Linked DNA regions of Homo sapiens: region 2 is linked to region 1. A link is an interaction called in ENCODE POLR2A ChIA-PET data of the cell type or tissue named here. Cell type or tissue: PC-9. All regions are shown on one strand. Links, peaks and the distances in the headings refer to the core of each region. The heading gives the core; the rest is flanking DNA.

Region 1 (10,914 bases), core at 1,767-9,766:
CCTGCAGGGCTGGTGGCGGGGCAGGTGGCCGGTGCTGCTTCCATGGTGGACTTCGCAGTTGCCCTGGGGATGCTGACCCCTGGACTGGACTTTGCTCAGTGGTGCCCGCCACAGTGAGCCTCAGCCCCACCTCTGTTGTCTTCACCCTTTGACCTCACTTGAGCCTGGACTGAGGGATTTCCCCTGTCGATGAACCAACCTGAGTACTGTGCATCCAGCCTCTCACTGAGCTGGGAACCAGGGGCAGCTACAAAGGAGACAGGAGAAATAGCCGTCCCCCTTGGGCACTGCTGGCCTGGCAGGAGAGGCCCAGCATGTGTCTAGGGAGGAGCGGAGCGGTTGTGGCCAGCATTGAGCTGGCTGCTTTTCTGTAGGAGCCTGAATCTCAGTCGAGCCTGGAAGGACATGCAGGTGTTAGGGAGCCAGGATTGCCTGCGTTAGGCACGGGGCTGGGCACACAGAGCACTGGAGGGAATTGGTTGAGTAAGTGATGGAGTAGTTGATAGCAAAGGGAGACTGGAGAGAGCATTCTGCAGGGGGACAAAGTGCCTGAGCCTAAGAGGGGGAGACAGGCTGTCTGGAGAACATGAAGCAAGTGCCTGGCCCTGGAGGTGTGTGCCCCTCCTGTCCCCTGTAAATTGTGGGTGGGCCAGGCTGTTGGGGGCATTTGTGGGCCTGGAGTGATGCTGATTTCTGCAGCCCTGGCGGTTGTCAGTGTGGGCTGGGGTAGAGATGTGTGTTTGTGTATGGAGCAAGGAAGGTCCTAGCCTTGCTCAAGAGGTAAAGAAGCTGCTGGTTGAGAACAGCTTCATGAATTCTGCAAGAAGAGATGATGATGTTTGCTTCTTTTACATACTGCATTAAAGGTCCCAGACACTGGGGCATTTGCTGATGTCAGTAAAGAGGGAGTCCTGGATTTCTAGGCACTCACAGTTTCAGAATAAACACATATGTAAACAGCTGATTACCATATGGTGTGATAAATGTGTCAGGATACAGAGGCAGTTGCTATTGGCAACACCAAATCAGTCATAACCTTCAGGAGTGAACAGGGCTTGTTTGCTCAGGGTCTGGCCAGGGACCCAGAGGACCAGTGTTGGGGACCCAGAGGGGCTGCGTGGGCCTGCTGCCACTGCGAGCCTGTGTTACAAGACTGAGCAGTGCAGCCGTGACTCTGGCAGGCGAGTTTCCCAAGCCGAGGTTTCTGGAAGCCACAGCCTGAGCCCAGGGCCTGGAACCTGCAGGCAAAAACTGTGCTGAGACTGATTCCCCAGTGGTCAGCCCCACAGCTGGACTGCAAGCTGCTTTCCCTGGGCAGACTCAGCCTCCTGCAGGAGGGGTGTGGGAGGGAAGGAGCAGTATCTGTGTGCAGACCTGGGTTCCCCCAGAACTGAGATGCTGGATGAGGTGCCTGCATCCCCTGAGCTGCTTGGCGAGGAGGACGGTCCATGTTTTCCATCACAGCTGGGAGTAAGAGCAGATATGTGCAAGGCAAGGACGTTGTTTCACCTTTTGAAGGAAGGTTGTTAGGAAAACGCCTGCATTTTCTAATCACTGGAGAAGCCCTTTTAAGCAGACCAGATTTATAAGGGTTTTGATGAAAACAGTGGTTTGGGAGCAGCAATGTCTTTAATAGCAACAAAGCCCAGAGATGGGGTCTGCCTGCACAGGAGCATGGGCCAGGGGGTCCTGTGTGACCTTGGAGGTGTGTGAGGGAGGCCCTGGGCTGGTTCCATGGCAGGGCACAGTCCAGCTTCTTGCTTCCTGGCAGCACAAACCCCTGCCTGTTTCTGGCGGGGAGATGCTGCCCAGGCTCGGCTGCTTTGCGGTTCTATGTCGGTCACTTTCCCCAGGCCACTTCCTTCCTTTTTCTTCTTATGCCAGCCTGGGCAAGAGGAATTTGTGCTTCCTGCCAGCAGGATGGATGGGGGAAAGGCAGTGGCTGGGTGTTTCTCTCTGCTGGAAGGGTTTGCTGGGGTGAATCCTTTCCCTTCACTCCCTCCTGTAGCCAGGACCTTGTCACCTCCAGGGAGCAGGTGACAGTTTCCTTGACTCCTCACCAGGTTTTCAGGCTCTGCCCTCTTCCTCTCCCCAGCCAAGCTTGCCTCTGACCTCAGCCAGGAGGAACTTGCTCTAGGGCTTAAGTCAGGTCACATCTAACTTTAAGACCCAGTTTTAGCATCTGGTATGGAGGCAACAGCCTGGGCTTTGACAGACTTGGGTTTGCGTCATGACTCGGTACCTGCTACCCGTTCGCTGAGATGCCAGTGAGCAGTCGCTGGTCATGTTACATAGCTGCCACCTCCCGGAGGCCAGCTCTGTTGTGTGTGCATGCCCATTGAGATGCCCGGGTGCCGCCACACCCCTAGCCTGCGCCTGCCTGTTCTTCCTCCTGTCAGAGGGCCCTGTTCTTGCTCATAGACTCCTGCACAGCAGCGGGCCTGTCTGTCTGCCTGGCCCTTGGGTGTCCCTGGCATCTGCATGCTGTGTTCCCATGGTCCTTCTGCTAGTTGGAGCCCTTGTGCCATGCCTTCCTTTGGAGACTCTCCTCTCTGTGCCGTCTCGCATGCCATCCTTGAGGTTTTAGCTCTGTCACCTGGCAGCCTGGCCCTTCCCTGCAGCAGGTGAGGACTGAGAGCTGGGCTGTGCCCCTCCCACCCACTTGACCCAGCGGACACTTTGGGAAGTGGCAACCATAAGTCTGCCTGGCTTGCTCCAGTTGCCCATCTTGTCCTGTGAGTGAAGCTCCTGCTTCCATCTCTCTTGATCTGGCCCCTTCTCTCCATTCCTCCAGCTGCAGTGGGTGCCCCTGTCATTTGTCAGCCAGAGCATTCAACAGCCTCTGCTCCCACTGAGGTCATGGTGATTGTCTTAAAGATTTGCTCTTTAGCTTCTCAGCTGAAGACACGTTGGTGGCTTCCCTGACCTTTTGGAAAGTAACCAGACTCTGGGTCCTTCTCCTTTGTTGACCTGGCCCCTGCCTCCCTCCCACCCCATCTCATCCATGCCTGTCCTCTGTGTCAACACGCCTCACTGCCCTGCGCCCGATCCTTTTACACAGGTGGTCCCTCTGTTTGTAGAGTCGCCCTGCTCTTCGTATCTCCCTGCCTGTTCTGTGAAGTTCAGCCCAGTGCCCCTTCCTTGGAGGCCACATTAGAGGGCCCTCCTCTGCTGGCTTTGTGCCCCCGTACCCCTTTCGCAGCTGACTGTCCACATTATACTGTCTGTATCTGTTATTTACTGTCTGTCTTTGACAAACTATGATCTTGGAAGTGCAGAGAACTTGTCTGATTTGTTTAACCACCTCACTTAGCACATAACTTGTCATATTTTTAATTTATTTTCTATCTCCCCTTCTCCCCATTAGATCATAAGCTTCCTGGGGGCAGGGATTTTTGACTCTTACTTAGTGATGCATCCTCAGCACCCAGAATTGCACTGGACACATCATATATGTTTAATATGTGTTTGTTGAATGAATAAAACTGACAGGCAACTACAGCTTAGATTGCAGGGAGTGAGACATGCTGTTGCCGGAGCTCTGGTGTCATTGGTTCATAGAAAGCTTGTTTCTCTGGCCATGGGGACTTGATTCTTAGAGGGTAATGGTTCGAAAGTTGAATTAGTGAGTGTAAATCCTTAAAAAAGTAAAAATATGTTTGTGCCCTTGTACAGAGGGGCTGCCTTGCCCTTCTGGAAGAAGGAATTCCACGTTAGACGTGTTCCCAGCTGCAGTTTTGTTCTGTATCTATTGCCAGCAGGAATCCAAGGATTTCCTTTATTATTTCCAAATTGCTGCCTCTTAGGAATGGAGAATGCTGCCAGTCTGTGCTCTGTGTTTTTTTTGCTCAGTGGGACCAAAGTAGTTTTGTGGTAGAGAGATACAGAGATACGGCTTTGAGACAGTTTGAGTCATCTAATTACTGTCCAGGAGGGCTGGGAGGTTAACCCTGGTGGTTGCTTTGGTGATAGTGATCGATGTCTGTGTGACAATTATAATGAAGGCTGGTATTATGCCGGGACTTTGAAGAGTCTATCAGATAGTGAAGGAATTGCGAAGCCGTACTATGTTGAGGTCTCCAGAATAAACATCCTCAGAATGGAAGGTCCAGATGAGAAGGTTACCTTGATGAGAGGCCTTTATGCTTTTTGTGCTATTTTCCTTTATGGGCTCTGGTAGTTCTTTAGTGTTTTATAATCTCTTTTCAGAGAAAGCTTTTTGTAAATTCTTCAGATTTTACTTTTTAAGTAACACTTACAAAAGTTGTATGGTGGCTTGGGACCAATACACTTTGCAGGAAATGCAGAGATGGATAAGAAATGGTTCATTCCCTTCAGGACCTCTCGTTATAGCTTAGCCTATGTAGTGATTAGAGCATCTGCTTTGAAGCCAGCTGGACCTGGACTCAGATATAGGTTTTGCTAATTGATACCTGTGTGGCCATGGGCAAATATGCTCATTTACTCATTTGTGTTTAACAAACACTTATATTGCACTTACTGTGTGCCAGGCAGTAAGTGCTTAACACATGTTAAATGGATTTAATCCTTACAACAACCCTGTGGCTAGGTACTGTCATCATCCCCATGTTTAAAGAAGAGGGGAGTGGGCTGGGCATGGTGGCTCACGCCTGTAATCCCAGCACTTTGGGAGGCTGGGGTGGGTGGATCACCTGAGGTCAGGAGTTTGAGACCAGCTTGGCCAACACGGTGAAACCCCATCTTTACTAAAAATATAAAAATTAGCTGGTCGTGGTGACAGGCACCTGTAATCCCAGCTACTCGGGAGGCTGAGGCATGAGAATTGCTTGAACCCGGGAGGCGGAGGTTGCAGTGAGTCAAGATCGCACCACTGCACTCCAGCCTGGGTGACAGAGCGAAGCTATGTCTCAAAAAAAAAAAAAAAAAAAAAGGAAGAGGGGAGTGGTTCACAGAGGTGAAGCAATGTTCCCTGGGTCACTGAGCAGAGAAGTCACAAAGCCTGGGCACTCTGGCTCGAGTTCATTTTTCTTCTTGACGCTATTTGTGCTGCCTCTCAGCTTCCTAAGCTTGAGCTTCCTAAACTGTAAAATGGGAGGCAGCAATAACCAGACTGCCTAGAGACAGGCTGGTGTGAGAATTCAGTGAGAAAACCCGGGGAGAACATTTAGCCAGAGCCTGTCGCATGGCTGGGGCTCTGGCTAGTGGAGGGAGAGGAGACAGCACACAGATTGCACCAGAACAAGGTAATGGCGGCGCGTGGCCTTGCAGGGGCCTTGATAATAGGAGGAGCTCAGAAGCAGGGAGAGATCACTTCCTGCTGGGGCAGCTGGGACATTGTCATGAAAGACCAGGGAGGGGACAGATGGGACATCTGGGACTTCACAGCCACCTGGGGAAGTGGGCACTATCCCCATTGTGTGGATCCAGAAGCTGGGCTGTTTCTAATCAGTTAAAATGAGTAGGTAGAGCCAAGGTGAAGGAAGATGGATTTACTCAGGGTTCAGTTGGTTGGACTGTTGAATTGAGCTGGGGGCAGGTGGAATAAAGTCTGGTCAGCCACTCTGGGGCCGATGCACAGGGGCCCAGCCTGGAGCCCACTTCCGGCCTTGCGAATGCTTCAGTGGCTTTGCATATTGTCTCTTTGTTCTCACTCTTTAGAAATGTTCTCCCACACCTTCCTTCCAGTGGATTTCTAGAAATACCCTATTTTTCATGACTCACCAATTGAACACATCCTGTTTGGGGAAGTGATAAGAGAGGAATTTGAGAATGGCATGGAGTTGACTCCTAATGATGACTGGTGCAAGGAGTAGACGGCCCAGCCTTCTGCTTGCTCTGCCTCTCACCTGTGTCTCCAGACGAGCTGAATTTCTCCAAGTGCCGTGTTTCACTGTCCCCGCCCGACATATGCCAACTGGAGCTTTTCCTGTCCTGTTGTAGGCGGGGATCTGTGTGTGGCTACAGAGTGACTAATGGTAGAATTAATCGAGTTAGAGATGGGGCCTGTAGTTTTGAACCTGATGAGTTAGATGACCTTTTGGACCACACAGATGGCTGGTCGTCCTGTGCACCAGTGTGGCAGGGATGGAGCTTGTGCCAGCTGCCCCGGGCAGAGTTGTTTTCTTTTTAAGAGGTAGCCAAGGCAGCCTTGCCTCTCAGGACCCAGCCCTGGTGGGTGGCACCCCAGCCCTTCCCTTTCCAGGGCTCTGATTTTCCTCATGGCTTGCTGTTATTTCACTCGCAGAGTTCAGATGTTGTTCATTCCAGCAGAGGCCGGATGTGTAAATCATCCTGCAGCAGTTCTGTCTTGTATGGCCGGAGGCTCCTTGGTGGGCTGATTGGAAAGCCCAGTACATTAGGGAGTGAAGGGAGTGAAGTAAAGAGAAATGGAGGAGGGAGAACTGGAGCTGGGGCACGTGAGCTGCTGTGGTAGCGTGCGGGAGGCAGGGGAGTTCAGACCACGTCTCGGGGCCAGGAGTGGCTGACAGCTGAGGTGTCGGGCTGGGTAGGGCAGAGTGAGCCGCATGGCCTGGCAGCTGTGATGGGAACATGTAAGAAGTGGTCAGGCTGCTGTTGTTTTAGATGTCTGAACCCTGAGGGTAGAACTCGGAGAACTTGGTTGGTGGATGCAGCCGGCAATGCCTTCCCATGAATGGCAAGGGCAGTGGGCTTAGGCAGATGGAGCTGCTCCACCTGGCAGTTTAGCCTCCCAGGGGACTTCTGGCAAGGTCCGGAGTCATGTTTGATCTGCCAGGACTGGGGACTGGGGTGCTGGTGGCATCTGGTGGGTGGAGGCCAGGATGCTACTACACATCCCACAGTGCCCAGGACTGCACCCACCACAAAGAAGTACCTTGTCCCAAGTGTGTCCGGGCCTGATGTTGAGAAACGCTGGGTCAAAAGGCTTCAGGTGATGGTGGACTTGGAGGGCCGGTCAGGGAGGGACAAAGGGATGTCCTTGGCACCTGGACTGCTTTGGGGCCCCTGTTTCCTGCTCTTGGTGGGCCTGAGTCTCTCTGTAAGTTTTGCAGTATGAAGTTGACCTGGATGTTTCATAAGCAGAGGCTTGTAGGTAATCAAGTGCCACGAAGTAAAGATCATTTCGGGCCACTTGAATATATTAAGTTCGTCGACATCTTCAAAGAGTTAGATTGAAATGCTGATCCTCTTATATTCCTGACATATTCTTATCCTTGCCTGTATTATTTTTTTCTGTTTTTTAACCTGTGTTGTGCAGTATGCCAGATGAACTTTTTAGGGTGTATATTTTGATATCTTACTTTTATGAAGATTAATAAAATTAAAATTGTCTCTGTACTGATGTAAAGAGCTTGAACTTAATTTAGTTTTATAATTGTCTGTATAAACATTCTTAATGTCTAAAGAGGATTTTTTACCGGAGAGGCAAAGGGAAATAAAAACTTGATAAAATTTAAAAAATTAAAAGCAACTGTTATCTGTTATTGTATGTATGTATGTGTAGGTGGTTGTGTGTATGTATGAGAGACACAGACAGTGCATTTTACTTTTTTGTTTTTTAAAGATCCTGCCTTTAAATTTGGAACTATAATTATTTGTCAGCACAGTTAAATTTTTTTTTTCTTGCTTTTCTTTCTCTTTCTCCTTTCCTGTGTTGGAGCAAAGGTGCTGTGTGTTGTCTACTTCAGGTTTCTTTTTTGAGTGAATGGGACAAGGACAGGGCAATATCTGAGTGTCAGAAAGATCCCCCCCGAGGCTGGTGTGGGTACCAGGCAGGGCTGGGGTACGGAGACGGGCAGGCGGACCAGGCAGGGGCTAGTGAAGGCAGGACGAGGTCCAAGTTGAGGCCATGGCCAAGGGGAGGGGAAGGCAGGAACAGCTTGGAGAAATAGGCAAGAGGGACAAGTCTCTGACCTCTTGGCTGTGCGGGCTGGGAATCCAGGAAAACACTGGTTTCTGGCTTGAGTGAGTGGAAGCTTTTTTAAAAAAAGAGAGTTAAAAAAAAAAGCCCTGTTTTGTACACATTTTGATGGTTAATGTTGCTTTCTGACTTTTGCTTTTCAAAAAGTGAAAATGGAAAAGTTTAACAGGGCCTCAACTCCTGAGGCTGGATTAGGACATTTCTCATTTACATTGTGACTTTTAGATGAAAACATAATTGATACCTTTGAAAAGATTAAGATGGTTCTGCCTATTTTCTGAAATTTAGGAAGCACCCACTGGGTCTTTTGGTCTTTTTTTTTTTTTTTTTGACAGATTCTTGCTTTGTTGCCCAGGCTGGGATGCAGTGGCATGATCTCAGCTCGCTGCAGCCTCGACCTCCTAGGCTCCAGCAATCTTCCCATCTTAGCCTCCCAAGTAGCTGGGACTACAGGTACATGCCACCATGCCTGGCTAATTACTTTTATTTTTATTTTTTGTAGAGATGAGGGTCTCAGTATGTTGCCCAGGCTGGTCTCAAACTCCTGGGCTCAAGAGATCCTCCTGCCTCGGCCCCTCAAAGTGCTGGGATTACAGGCATGAGCCACCGTGCCTGGCCTGCTCTGGTTGAAGGCTAGATTCTGAGCGACCAGGAGACTGAGTCTTTTCTTGCTCACCTGGTGGAGTACATTGTATACAGTAGGTGCCCATGTTTCTTCTTTTGATTTGCAGAGCAGTTGTCTTGAGGAAAACCAGTGAGATGATCCCATCTCTTCCCATGATTTTGAGAGTATGATCTCTGTCCCAATTCAGAAGAGCCCTGAGGTGAGGTAAAGATGTTAGAGGTGAGTGGCATTCTGTGTCTGACCTGTGGCTCCAGTGTGTGGATCCGTGGGCTGGCGTGTCTCACATGTGTGGACTGGGGTTTCCCTCTTCCACAGGGAGGTGGTCAGTGTGTGGGAGGAGCCATGGCTCTGGCCTCCGACTGCTGGGGTTTGAATTTAGGGTGAGCACTTACTAACACTGTTAGCTGACCCGCTACCTACTGATCTTCACACGGATGAGCTTATTGATGGTGCACACAGATGACAGGTTTAGATTGTATGCTGGTTCCTTGTATTTGTTCTGTTTTTAAAACCTCAGCTCCTCTAGTCTTTGGTAGACACTCTTATGTTATATCTTGGGCAACTTAGTTCCTCTTTCTGGAGCCTCAGTTTCCCCATCTGTAACACCAGAGAGCTGGACTTAGGGGAACCGCTTGATATTTGACAATACTCCAGGCTTTTGTAAACAAATTGTCCACAGCTTTGCTGAGCTACAGCCACATCCGCTTGAAAAAGCATTGTCTTACCAGCCTGTGCAGAATCCAGATCACTTTCATCCACCTTCCCATGGGGGCTGCTCCATCCCTTGTCTTACTGGAAATGTCTTTCTCAAGGGTCTTTTCTGGTGTACAGGTCTCCCTGGAGATGGAAAACCATAGCACTGGTTTAAGTACAGTGTTTTGTTTGCATGGGGAGGAGAGGCTGAGGCAACAGCCTGTGAGTTCAGGAGTAATAAGGTGTTTGTTTCCCTTTTTGGCCAGTTTTTTTTTGGTGGCATAATTTACATACAATGAAATTTACCCTAAGAGTACACTTTGATGAATCTTACAAATGTACAGTTGTGTAATCCCCACCATTATGACCTAAAACACCCCGAAAGCTTCCCTCTTGCTAACCTGACTGACTTGGTGGTTCTGGTGGCTTTTTTGTAGATTGCCTGGCATTTCTACATAGATGATTTTGTCTTCTGTGAACGCTGTTTGCCTCCTTCCTTCCTGATCTGTTTGCCTGCTCCTGCTTTCTCTTGCTGTACTGTGTTCCCTGGGCCTCCCGCAGCCTGGAGGGGTAGAGAAAGAGTGGCCTCCTGCCCATCCCTCCCAGCCCCTCTCTGTCCCGTGGCGTTAGCAGCAAGCGCTTTGTAGCTGCCTGTTAGTGGGTTGCCTTCTGTTCCTAGTTTGCTGGTTTTTTTGTCATGAATGGGTGTTTAATTTCATCAGATGCTTTTTCCGCACTGACTGAGATGACCATATGGTTTCCCTTTTTTAGCTTGTTAGTGTGGTGAATTACATTTTTAACACTGCAACTACTCTTTGGTGTGGAAGCCTTATGTGTGGGGTAAGCACAGATTTGGTGTCATCATGTTGGGATTTGAGGATTAGCTGTTCTGCACTTCATAAGGATATAGTACATTCAGTTATTGACAGCAGCTAGGCTGTGTAGTCACTCCTGTGGGGCTGATTTGTTTAATTATGATTGTTGACCTTTTTACTCTTTCATTATATTTTGGGTAGAATGAAATCATGTGTGTGGTGATGGAGGGGTGGTGGTGGGGGGAGATAATAACAAACTCTTCTGTAGCCTGAACTCATTACTTCTTATAACCCATAGGTGTAGGTACCATTTTCTTTATTTTATGAATGAGAAAATTGAGGTCCAGCTTCTTGGAAGGTAAGAGAAATGAGTCCCATTTCCCCTAATATTAACCGAGCACCATTTATGTGCCGGCCATTTGGACCCATCTAAGGGGCACAAAACCATTGTTTTTTGTTGTTGTCGTTGTTGTTGAAACCACTGTAATGGCAGCATCTTTTTTTTTTTGTTTTAGATGAGGCCTCACTGTGTCGCCCAGGCTGGTCAGTGGAGTGGTCACGGCTCACTGCAGCCTTGGCCTTTCTGGGCTCAAGTGATCCACCCACCTCAGCCTCTTGAGTAGCTTGGACTCCAGGTGCACACCACCATGCCCCAGTAATTTTTTTGTAGAGATGAGTTTTTGTCATGTTTAAGTGACTTTCCCAAGGCCTTGTAGCTGGTAAGAAGGAGGTCTTCTGTTTCTAAGTTGAATTCTTTTCCCTGTCCTGCTACTTTTGGGGTGGTTTATGGAAAGAAATTAAGTCAGGGTGAAAAAACTAGTCAACTTCTTAGAGCAATGTAGATAAGATTTTCACAGTTGATCTTCACAGACTTATCTAAATACTGAAGCCCCATTATC
Region 2 (10,914 bases), core at 1,830-9,829, 170 kb after region 1:
GGCCCTCTGAGCTGTTAGAACTTGGAAATATACGCACATGTACATGGATACATACATACACCACTTATCTCTCTATTCCGTATATTTCTGTATTGAAATCCATGAGTTCACATTGACATCTCTGATTTCAGTTGTTCTAGTAACAAACCACACCAGACTGACAGACATGAGGCACAGCCAGTTTATTCTGCTGACAGATTGTCAGGAATTTGGATGGTACTGTGGGGTCTTCGTCTTTTCTCCACAGTGTCTGGAGCCTTCGCTGAAAGGACTCGAAGCCTGGGGGTGGTTGGACACAGGAGGTGACTCGTTGGCTGGGGGTTACGGTCAGAGTCTCTTCACGCCCCCCGTGGTAGCTGACGCTGCCTGTCAGCCAGAGCCTCAGCTGGGCTGTGACCAGAACACCTACATGTCCCTGGCATGGGCTTCCTCATATCACGGTGGCTGGGTCCACGGACAGGTCCCCAGAGAGAGGCCTGGCCCTGGAAGCTGGCACGGAATGACTTCCGCCATACGTCACTGCTCAGTTACAAGCTCAGACACAGTCGGGGCAGAGAGGACTGTGGAGTGGCACAAGGAAGTCATCAGTTCCACCTCTCAATAAAGAATTTGGGGCCAGGCGCCATGGCTCACGCCTGTAATCCCAGTACTTTGGGAGACCAAGGTGGGCGGATCACCTGAGGTCCAGAGTTTGAGACCAGCCTGGCCAACATGGCAAAACCCCACCTCTACTAAAAATACAAAAAAATTAGCTGGGCATGGTGGCATGCACCTGTAATCCCAGCTACTCAGGAGGCTGAGGCAGGAGAATCCCTTGAACCCAGGAGGCGGAGGTTGCAGGGAGCTGAGATCACGTCATTGTACTCCAGCCTGGGCAACAAGAATGAAACTCCATCTCAAAAATAAAAAAATAAAGAATTTGGAGACTAGGCACCATGGCCCACATCTGTAATCCCTGCACTACTGTGTTTTTGTTTTTTTGTTTTGTTTTGTTTTGTTTTTCTTGTGTTTTTTTTCTTTTTTTTTTTTTTTTTTTTTTTTTTTTTTTGAGATGGAGTCTTGCTCTGTCGCCCAGGCTGGAGTGCGGTGGCGCGATCTTGGCTCACTGCAAGTTCCGCTTCCCAGGTTCACACCATTCTCCTGCCTCAGCCTCCCAAGTAGCTGGGACTACAGGTGCCCACCACCACGCCTGGCCAATTTTTTATATTTTTAGTAGAGATGGGGTTTCACCGGGTTAGCCAGGATGGTCTCAATCTCCTGACCTCGTGATCTGCCCTCCTCGGCCTCCCAAAGTGCTGGGATTACAGGCTTGAGCCACTGTGCCCAGCCCATCCCTGAAGTTTTTTAGGAGTAGAGAAATAAAGTTAAACTTTTACTTAGTCCCTCTGTTTTTCAAGATATTCCCAATAGCCGCACCTGGTATCCCCCATCCAGACACCGTCCGTTTTGCCCTCTCCAAGAATAGAAGCTTCCTGTCCTTAGTAGGTTGGGCAGGGCAGCGGCTAAGGCTACTCAGAGCTGGGGCGAGATTCCAGGGGTTCAGGAGCTCCTCAGACAGATTTTTGGCTAATTCTTCTGCATACTACCTTGCCTTTCTCCCCTTCCAGAGGGTCCTGAGCCTTCTGAGGACACTTCAGGACTACAGATAGGAGCATTTCAGGGCCTTCCTCACTGCTGGAGTGGGATTCCATTCCTGAGATCAACTAGGTTGACTGTGATTTATCTTTCACTCTGTTGCCCAGGCTGGAGTACAGTGGTGTGATCACGGTTCACCGCAGCCTCGACCTCCTGGGCCCAGGTGATCCTCCCACCTCAGCCTCCGCATAGCTGGGACCACAGGCACGCACCACCATGCCCGGTTAATTTATTTTTATATTTTGTAGAGGTGGGGGTCTCCTTATGTTGCCCAGGCTGGTCTCGAACTCCTGGGCTCAAGCAGTCCTCCCACCTTGGCCTTTCAGAGTACTGGGATTACAGGCATGAGGCACTGCGCCTCACCTCTTTTAGGTTTAATTTTTAAAAATCCTTTTCCTTGGAAAGAAATGGAAGTAAATGTACTTAAATCTGCCATTTTAACCAGAAGACTCCCAAAACTTTTTAAATGCTACTTTGCAAGATAACTTTCTAAAATATAACATGCAGGGCTGGGCACAGTGGCTCACACCTACAATCCCAGCACTTTGGGAGGCCAAGGTGGGTGGATCACTTGAAGCCAAGAGTTCAAGACCTGCATGGCCAACATGGCAAAACCCTATCTCTACTAAAATTACAAAAATTAGCCGGGCATGATGGCACACACCTGTAATCCCAGCTACTCGGGAGGCAGAGGCAGGAGAATCACTTGAACCCAGGAGGTGGAGGTTGCAGTGAGCCAAGATCACACCACTGCACTCCAGCCTGGGCAACAGAGCCAGACTCCGTCTCAAAAAAATAAAAATAAAATATGCATATCTGTGCCCTCCTAGTCTTAAACAGCTACTGAATTATGCTGTAATAAATGGGCTTTCCAGTGCTAATTATTTCTGCCTCTATACCAAAGTGGCCACAGGCCATGCTTCTCTTGGCTTCTGGGCTCTCTTCTGCCTTCCCTTATGACTCCCTGGGATTTACGCTTTCCATGCTGCTGTTTTTCGAGAGAAACAAATCACGTGTTGAAGTCCTGGCTAAGGAGCCGTCAGCTCCCAGCAGTTATTGGGACTCTGAGAACCGTGGTTGTCAGCTGTGAGGTGCAGGTTCCTTGTTCTCAGAAGCGTTCTAGCTGGCGGGAGCTGGACAGGTTTCCTCTGGAACACAATTTTACCTGGTTTCACATCTGACTGGCAGGAAAAAGGGAAGCAGGGCAAGTGAGGTTAGGGCTACCCGGGACAGACGGGGATGGACGGAGCCATGTCGTCAGCGCCCAGTGGAGTTCTGACTGTAAAGGAACACACCGGTACGCCCTCCTTGTGAAGGATGCTATCCCTTCCCCACCACCGGTGATTTTGTCTCTGGGATAAATGTGAATTTTCACACCTGTTCTCTTAGGGTAGGAGTCAGCAAACTATGGCTCACAGGCCACATCCAGCCTGCTGCCTGTTTTTTAGGGCCATGAGCTAAGAACTAAGAATGGCTTTTATATTTGTAATTGGTTGGGAAAAAAAAATCAAAAGGATATATATATATATATATATATATTTTTTTTTTTTTTTTTTTTTTTTTTGAGACGGAGTCTCGCTCTGTCGCCCAGGCTGGAGTGCAGTGGCTCGATCTCTGCTCATTGCAAGCTCCGCCTCCCGGGTTCACGCCATTCTCCTGCCTCAGCCTCCTGAGTAGCTGGGACTACAGGCGCCCGCCACCACGCCCGGCTAATTTTTTGTATTTTTAGTAGAGATGAGGTTTCAGCATGTTAGCCAAGATGGTCTCGATCTCCTGACCTCATGATCCGCCCGCCTCGGCCTCCCAAAGTGCTGGGATTACAGGCGTGAGCCACTGCGCCCGGCCTCAAAAGGATATTTTGTGGCACATGAAAATTGTGTGAGATTCACTTCAGCACTCAGAAAATATTATTGGAACATTAGCCACACCTGTTTTTTTATGTAGTCTGGGGCTGCTTTCACACCACAGTGGCAGAGTTGAATACTTGAAACAGAGATGCTAGAATCCACAAAACCAGCTGGGTGCAGTGGCTCACACCTATAATCCCAGAGCTTTGGGAGGCCGAGGCAGGAGGATTGCTTGAGACTAGGAGTTCGAGACCAGGCTGGAAAACATAGTGAGACCATGTCTTTACAAAAAATTTTGAAAGTTAGCCAAGCATGGTGGCGTGCACCTGTAGTCCCAACTACTCAGGAGGCTGAAGCGGGAGGATCACTTGACCCCAGGAGTTCCGAGGCTGCGGTGAACTGATTGCCGCACTGCACTCGAGCTTGGGTAATAGGGCAGGACCCTGACTCAAAAAACAAACACAAAGGCCAGGCACAGTGGCTCACACCCGTAATCCTAGCACTTTGGGAGGCCGAGGTGGGCAGATCACCTGAGGTCAGGAGTTTGAGACCAGCCTGGCCCACATGGTGAAACCCCGTCTCTACTGAAAATACAAAAAATTTGCTGTGCGTGGTGGTGCACACCTGTAATTCCAGCTACTCGGGAGGCTGAGGCAGGAGAATTGCTTGAACCCGGGTGGCAGAGGTTGCAGTGAGCCGAGATTGTGCCACTGCACTCTAACCCGGGTGACAGTGCAAGACTCCATCTCAAAAAAAAAAAAAAAAAATTCACAAAGCCTAAAAAGTTTACTATCTGCCTCTTTAAAGAAAAAGTCTGCTCACTGCTGTCTCAGAGGATCAGGCCTTCCCTGCGAGTGTTCTGTAGTTAGGGATGACTGCCGGCCAGGGGGTCAGCCAGGTCAGTGTAGTGATGTCTGCAGAGACATTTACACCCAGAGACACAGATGGAAAACAAATGGCTAGACTGGTCAAATGGGAGGGGTCTTTGTTTTATGGAATAAAACAAAGTTCCTTTTCAGTTCCTTCAGCGTATGAGCAAAACCCATGTGATGTTTTCTCTCCCTTCATTCTGGGACTGCAAGCATTGAGGCCAGACAGGGTTCATTCCGAGCAGCGAAGGGAGTGTCGACAGACGGGAGCGTACAGTGGAAAGAATCCCATCCTTGCCTTCCCCTTCCCTTCCTCCCTGGTCTTCCTCTTCTGCTTCTCCAGCCCCCGTCCTGTGCCTGGCTTTATGCTAGGTCCAGGAGATCCACCGGGGAGCTGAAGCCACTGGCACTGGTCCTTAGCTCTGGAGTTGACGGATCTTGTGTCACACCTTTTGCAGATGAAAATGCTGACTCTCCAGAACCCATTTATCCAGGGCTGCCAGGTGGCAGGTTCGAGATGAGGGACCCCTCTCTGCCAGCCCTGAGAACTACTTCCTCACTCATGTGTTTCTACCTTGTGGCTTTGGGGTGTGCTGGCCCAGAGGTTCATGGATGGGGCTTGAGCCCGTGGTCAGCCACATTGGTTCCCAGAAGCAGGGACGGCAGAGGCATGGACAGCGCTGACCCAGAGTGCTCGGACCCGTCCTGGCAAAGCCATCTGGGCCTGAGGTTAAGGTTCAGCCCTGCCCTTTCATGTGATGGGACCAAGGCAGGGAAGGGGCTGAGCAGACTCGGGGCGGGGCCAGTGGCCAGTGCCCAGCATCACTCCAGACCCTGGCCATCGGTGGCAGGCTCACGTGGACAGAGTGCTCTGGAAAAGCCCTGGTTTTAGGATCAGAAACGTTGAATTTAGCACTTTCCTCAGGGCCTCTCATTCTTCCTTTTCCCATAAAAAAGAGACAGCTAAGTGACAGTGGAGGAAACCACCTCACACACTCTGAGCTTGAACTCAGAAGGTTCTCTGATAAAAGGGGATGAGAAAGGGGCAGGTGCCCTCCGGTAGCAGTAAATCTACTTTTTCCCTGTCTTTGTAGGGCTGACAAGTCCACCCCACTGACCAACAAAGGCCAACCGAGAGGACCTGGTAATTATTTAATTTGGGACTGAGTTTGTTTCTGCTTGGTCCATGGGGGCAATGTGGGGGATGTTTCCTGCCAGGTGGTCAGGACTGAGGGAGGGCCCAGCTGTCTGCCATTCCACAGCCCTCCTGCCCCCTCCCCTCCTGCCCCCTCCCCTCCTGCCCCCTCCCCTCCTGCCCCCTTCCCCTCCTGCCCTCTTCCTCTCCTTCCTTCCCTCCTTCCTTCCTTCCTCCCCCACTCCTGCCTTCCTCTGCTCCCTTCTCCTCCTCTCCCCCTCCCTCCCCCATCTCATGCCTTCCTCCCCCGCCACCTGCCTTCCTCCACCCCTCCCTTCCCCTCCCCTCCTCTCACCCTCCTCCCTGCCTTCCTCCTCCCTCCTCCCTCCTGCCATCCTCCCTCCTCCCTCGGCCTCTGAGACCCCTGCTCCTGAGCAGCTCAGTCCTGGGGCCCCTCACCTGTCCCCTCCTGCTGACATGGCAGGCTCACTGGGGGACACTCGCTGCCACACAAGCTCTCCAAGGTCTGCATCCAAGTCAGAAGGTTCCCTTTCCCCTCAACAGATCGGAACACCTGGGGAAACCTGCTTTCAGACACACCCTGTGGCTTGTACATTGTTTACATCTCATGGCTGTGATTGATGGGATGTCTTAAGCTGCTTCATTTTTGCCCTACAGTGGATCTCTCTGCAACGGAAGCTCTGGGTCCTCTGTCCAATGCTATGGTCCTGCAGCCCCCTGCACCCATGCCTAGGAAGTCGCAGGCAGTAAGTGACGAGCCCCCTTTCCTGCCTCTCTGCTCTAGCCAGGGGGGTGCAGGTGGTTTCACAAGGGCTCAGGGGAAGCAAGTCTTCCCCTCTTCCCCTGGCTGGGGCAGGGCGGGGCTCTTCTTGGTACCTGACTGCTTGGATCTGGGCAGCTGGTGGGTTTGGCCCTCCTGCCGCAGCTCCACAATGGGCCCACTCAGAGTACCCTGCCCCGGCCGCTTCGTTTCCCAGCCCTTGGCCCCTTCTCTCTGCTTGGTGGGGAGCTCTTCCCTTTTCTCTCCCTGGCTCCTGAGCTGCACTGACCTGCCCCACCTTGGCATCTGCAGGCTTCTCAGGCCTAGGTACGGGACTCCTGAGACCGGGGAAGGCAGGGTGCTTGAGCTCTCTGCCCTGAGAGCTGAGGCCTGCAGCCACACTAACCGTTGTTCCCTCTCCTGACCCAGACCAAGTTGAAGCCTAAGCGGGTGAAAGCGCTCTATAACTGTGTGGCTGACAACCCCGATGAGCTCACCTTCTCCGAGGGGGATGTGATCATCGTGGACGGGGAGGAGGACCAGGAGTGGTGGGTGAGTCAAGGGTGGGCCTGGGAGGTTCCTGGGGGCTGAGCCACGTCCCTGCCCACCTGGCTGGAGAGACGGGCTTGCAGGTGAGGTTTTCTCAGCCTGAGCAGTCCAGATGTAGTTCCTGGTGCCTCCGCCCCTTAGCATCCTCAGGAGCTGCTTCCTCCATGGACACCCCCTTCTGAGCAGGCCTGATTATTCCCCAGGGTGGCTTCCTCCCCTGTTAGGGTGCAGTTTCCACAGCACTCATGAGGGCCTGAAATGACACTCCTTCATTTTGAGGTCTTGAGTTTCTAGGTCATCACCCCCCATTGCTGGATTAGTGGAATCGGGTGTCTGGAGAGAGCTGACCTAGAGCGCAGAGCCCCAGGCCTGAGTCTGGTCCTGAAACAAGCTGTGGCCGCCCAGGCGTCCAGCAGGGTGTGGGAGCAAGATGAGTGCCGGCCACCTAAGAATTCAGACTTGGCCACTCAGGGGCTGGTGGCTTGGGGCAGGTTGCTTTTATCTTTAAGCATTAGTGGGATCATCTGTGACAGGGAGGTCACACACACACAGTCTGGTGCAGGTGATCTTGTGAGCACCCACTAAGCGGCAGCTGCAGACAGTGAGGGCGGTGGATGAACCGGCTTGAATGGGGCGTGGACAGAAAGCCCCAGGCTGAGCCCACCACACAGTAGACGCAAGTGGCACAGCTCCGCAACTGAGCTCAGAGCAGACAGTTCAGCTGGGAACTCACAGGATTTAGGGGAACTTCTTTGTCGAGTGCGAGGAGTTTGGACACTGTCTTTAGTCACTGTCCCTCCCAGAACTCCCACTAGTGTTTAAACTGCATGTCTTCAGCCTCCAGAGGCGCTGTGAGCTCTCAGGGCCAGGCAGCACTGCCTTCATTTGGCAGAGCTGGGTTCACCGGTCTTTCCTGTGGCCTCGTTTGCCCTTAATGGATTGAAAGTGTCTGTGGCCTGGGCGCGGTGGCTCACGCCCATAATCCCAGCACTTTGGGAGGCCGAGGCAGGCGGAACACTTGAGGTCAGGAGTTCGAGACCAGCCTGGCCAACATGGTTCTCTACTAAAAATACAAAAAATTAGCTAGGTGTGGTGGCAGGCACCTGTAATCCCAGCTACTCGGGAACCAGCCAGCTCCCACAGTTGCCCACAACCCACCATCCGGAAGGGGCGCCAACCTGACCACAGGCTTAGCCATGTGGAAAATACCTGCTCATTTCCAAAACTGGAAAATAGAGGCATAAAGAAGAAAACAGAAGTTGCCCATAACCACAGCACCCCCCACCCACTCCACAAAAAGCCCACCATTCATATTTTGGCTGTTTTTAGCCTTTTATTTGCCTACATCATTTACACTCTTGAGATCATATTTGGATATAATTTATGTATCTACCCAAGAGGGAACATAAGTGGATAGAGTGAAGCCTTCCACAAGTACTTAACTCATTGAAATGGGGCCAACTTATACCTTTGCCACTTTAGGTGACGTTGCAGCTCACAAACTTGTGACACTCAGTTCATTCATTCATTCATTCATTGAAAAATGGCAAGTGGGAAGTAGTGGTCAGACAGCTGACCTGTGTGCCTCCCAAGAACAGGTGGGGGTGGCCATCCCCACGAGCGAACATCTGGGACATGGCTGGGAAGAGCTCCTTACACGGGAGAGGCCTGCACTATTTGAAATGTGGTGAGGAAAAACGGACAAAAATCATTTGGATGTTTTACCTAAGTAATTCCTTGTCGGAAGAGTCTTCTGAACCAATCTTGCTTTTCTTCACCAAACGCTCTATGTAATGCTCTTCAAAGTTTCCACCAACATTTGGAATTTTAATAACAACCTACACTTTTCTCCATTTCAGATTGGCCACATTGATGGAGATCCTGGTCGCAAAGGCGCATTCCCGGTGTCATTTGTGCACTTTATCGCTGACTGAATTGCTACTGAACAAAAGCATTAACAGTTATGTTCCTGTTTCGTTATTGGTACCAAAACTCTTGCCAGATAACCAGTTTCATGAACTGTTTGTATGGCAGCCCATGTTCTCTAATGCCACTGCTCTGTTTTAAAAACTCAGAGGCAATTTTTACATATCAGTAATTGTTTTTATAATTTGTGGTTTTCATGAAACATTGCTATGCATTTATTAGGAAAAACTGAATTTCCCAACAGGTGAACTGAAAAGTTATTTTAACTATTATACATAATCAAGATCCTGCCTCTACGGAATTAGCTAAACCTAAAAATGTTTGCATTAATGAATAAATTCTTCCTGCATTCCTTGGCCCAGTTCTGGAGTTGGTGACCTTTATCACAATTATTATTTTAGGCGGCCAGTGAACTGCTGCTTCAGAAGTCCATAGCCCAGCTCTGAACTTTCTCGATAAAATGCCATCAGTTCACCTTTAAAGACACACATTCCTTTGAAATCCACCCAGTGTTTAAAAAGCAACTTGGAAATTTACACATTAGCATTGTACTTTCTAGCCCTAATTTGTGAGGTTGCAGCTATCATTATATTCTGCATGTATGTATAACCTGTTGTGAACAATCATACTTAACAAAACTACTGATGGTTTATGACAACGTAGGGTAACTACAGTTCATTCTGTTCCAGGTTATATAAAACTGCATTTCCTGAATTTGGTTAAAAACTAAGGATGATGGATTGCAAAACAGTTCTTTTAAATTAGTTTATATGCTTTAGGTGTTTTGGAATTTGCCTTCTTGAACTTCCTGAGTCACACAGAAAGCAACTGTACACAGTAGAATTCTGTGGCGCAGACCATGCTGTATTAACACATCACTTGCTGTTTCCTACTGAGTGTACCACTGCCTTCCCTTCTAGCCCAGGAGAATGTTTACTCAGTTTAGTGTCTTGTATTTCTATAATACTCCAACAGGAATGGTAGTCACACTGTCTTGAAATTGAATCTGTCCATCTGTTTATAATCAAGAACATATCAGAAATATATAGGTCCCAGGTAATACTCCCAAACATCCCACTTTTTACTGTTTCAGGCCATCATATCATTCTTAAGCTACTTGGGGTGGTAGTAGAGGATTAGGTTGTCTATTATAAAACCAAAACTCATTCGTTTAATGAACTTGACTGTCATACCTCTATTTAGTAATTGCGAGGGTAAGATTCATAGTAGGAATATTGGAAATTTTGGCACTCTGAGAATAAATAGGCATATGATACCCACTTGGACTTTTAACAAAAGTAAAGGAATAAATTTGCATATAGGCTTGGAAAGTGAGGCAGCAATGCTGTTAACTGCATTTGTTGTGATGGTGCATTTGATTGAAGCAGCTTGTCTTTATTATGCAAGACTGTGTAGAGTTTTTTTTTTTTTTGGCATTGTACTTTTTGTTTTTGTTATAAAGGAAGACAGAACAAACTGGAATGTTTTATGATGTTGTATAGCAATCGCTTTTTACCTTTCAAAGTTCCGGGTAAAAATGTGTTATATCTGTAGTTTTTTGTTTTTGTTTTTTTTTAAAGCACTACATCTGTTTTCACTAATTGTTAATTTCTGTTTGAACCCTTCATTTAATTTTCTCATAGATTTAAGTAAACAGATGTATTTTGCACAGTGCACTTATGTCTATTTTAACAATCCTCCTGCATCTGTATTTTATAGTCAGCCTTTTGACCACCTGGTGCCAGCTATATAAGGAATAAAGTTGATTCATATCAACATTAGAACTCCAGTCCCAAACTAATCTGTCAGGTTCACTGGTACATAAATACCTAGGAAATATTTTTCCAGTCTACAATTTGGTGCTATTGTGCAGTAACTAATAGTACTCTTACCAGAGGAGAAATTATATTAACGACCCTGCTAATATCCTTTCTTAGTTATTTGCTCCTTGCAAATTAAAAAAGCAACTAAGAGAAAGAAAAACATTGTAGATATCTATTTATATTTAAAGTTTATGTTTCATGAACTGCAGCTGCAGGATTCTGGCATTTTGCATGCCATTCTCCATCAGATCTGGGATGATGGCTCAGAACATGTACACAGACTAAGAGTAACTGTGTGATCTGTTAAGGGGTGGATAACATAATATGCAGCTTAGGATGCTATTTTGAG

What was found. Peaks named below come from ENCODE experiments on the same cell type or tissue, not always from the same donor. Only the 100,000 strongest peaks of a DNase experiment are listed, where the experiment ranks them.
Region 2: POLR2A ChIA-PET joins it to region 1 with 10 read pairs; 2 of 35 experiments call an interaction of 5 or more read pairs at or near these places.

What each region holds. Positions count from the first base shown.
Region 1 is chr2:9,229,220-9,240,133 of GRCh38, forward strand. All of the region lies in intron 1 of ASAP2 (ArfGAP with SH3 domain, ankyrin repeat and PH domain 2), which reads left to right. Among named protein-coding and RNA genes, the nearest start is that of ASAP2, 28 kb to the left of the region's middle. RefSeq lists enhancers at 1,850-2,406, 2,407-2,961, 5,176-6,375, 5,443-6,068. In PC-9, for the core only: no CTCF peak of the experiment used is centred there; DNase peaks (open chromatin) are centred at 2,132, 3,892, 4,962 and 5,792; H3K4me3 peaks cover 4,805 bases; H3K27ac peaks cover 8,000 bases.
Region 2 is chr2:9,394,578-9,405,491 of GRCh38, forward strand. ASAP2 (ArfGAP with SH3 domain, ankyrin repeat and PH domain 2) reads left to right here. Exons shown (of 28, transcript NM_003887.3): 25 at 5,446-5,495; 26 at 6,165-6,253; 27 at 6,697-6,819; 28 at 8,676-10,914. The coding sequence ends at 8,750. It overlaps ITGB1BP1 (integrin subunit beta 1 binding protein 1), which reads right to left. Exons shown (of 7, transcript NM_004763.5): 7 at 8,898-10,914. Among named protein-coding and RNA genes, the nearest start is that of ITGB1BP1, 23 kb to the right of the region's middle. RefSeq lists an enhancer at 5,967-6,530. In PC-9, for the core only: no CTCF peak of the experiment used is centred there; DNase peaks (open chromatin) are centred at 6,074 and 9,504; H3K27ac peaks cover 2,238 bases.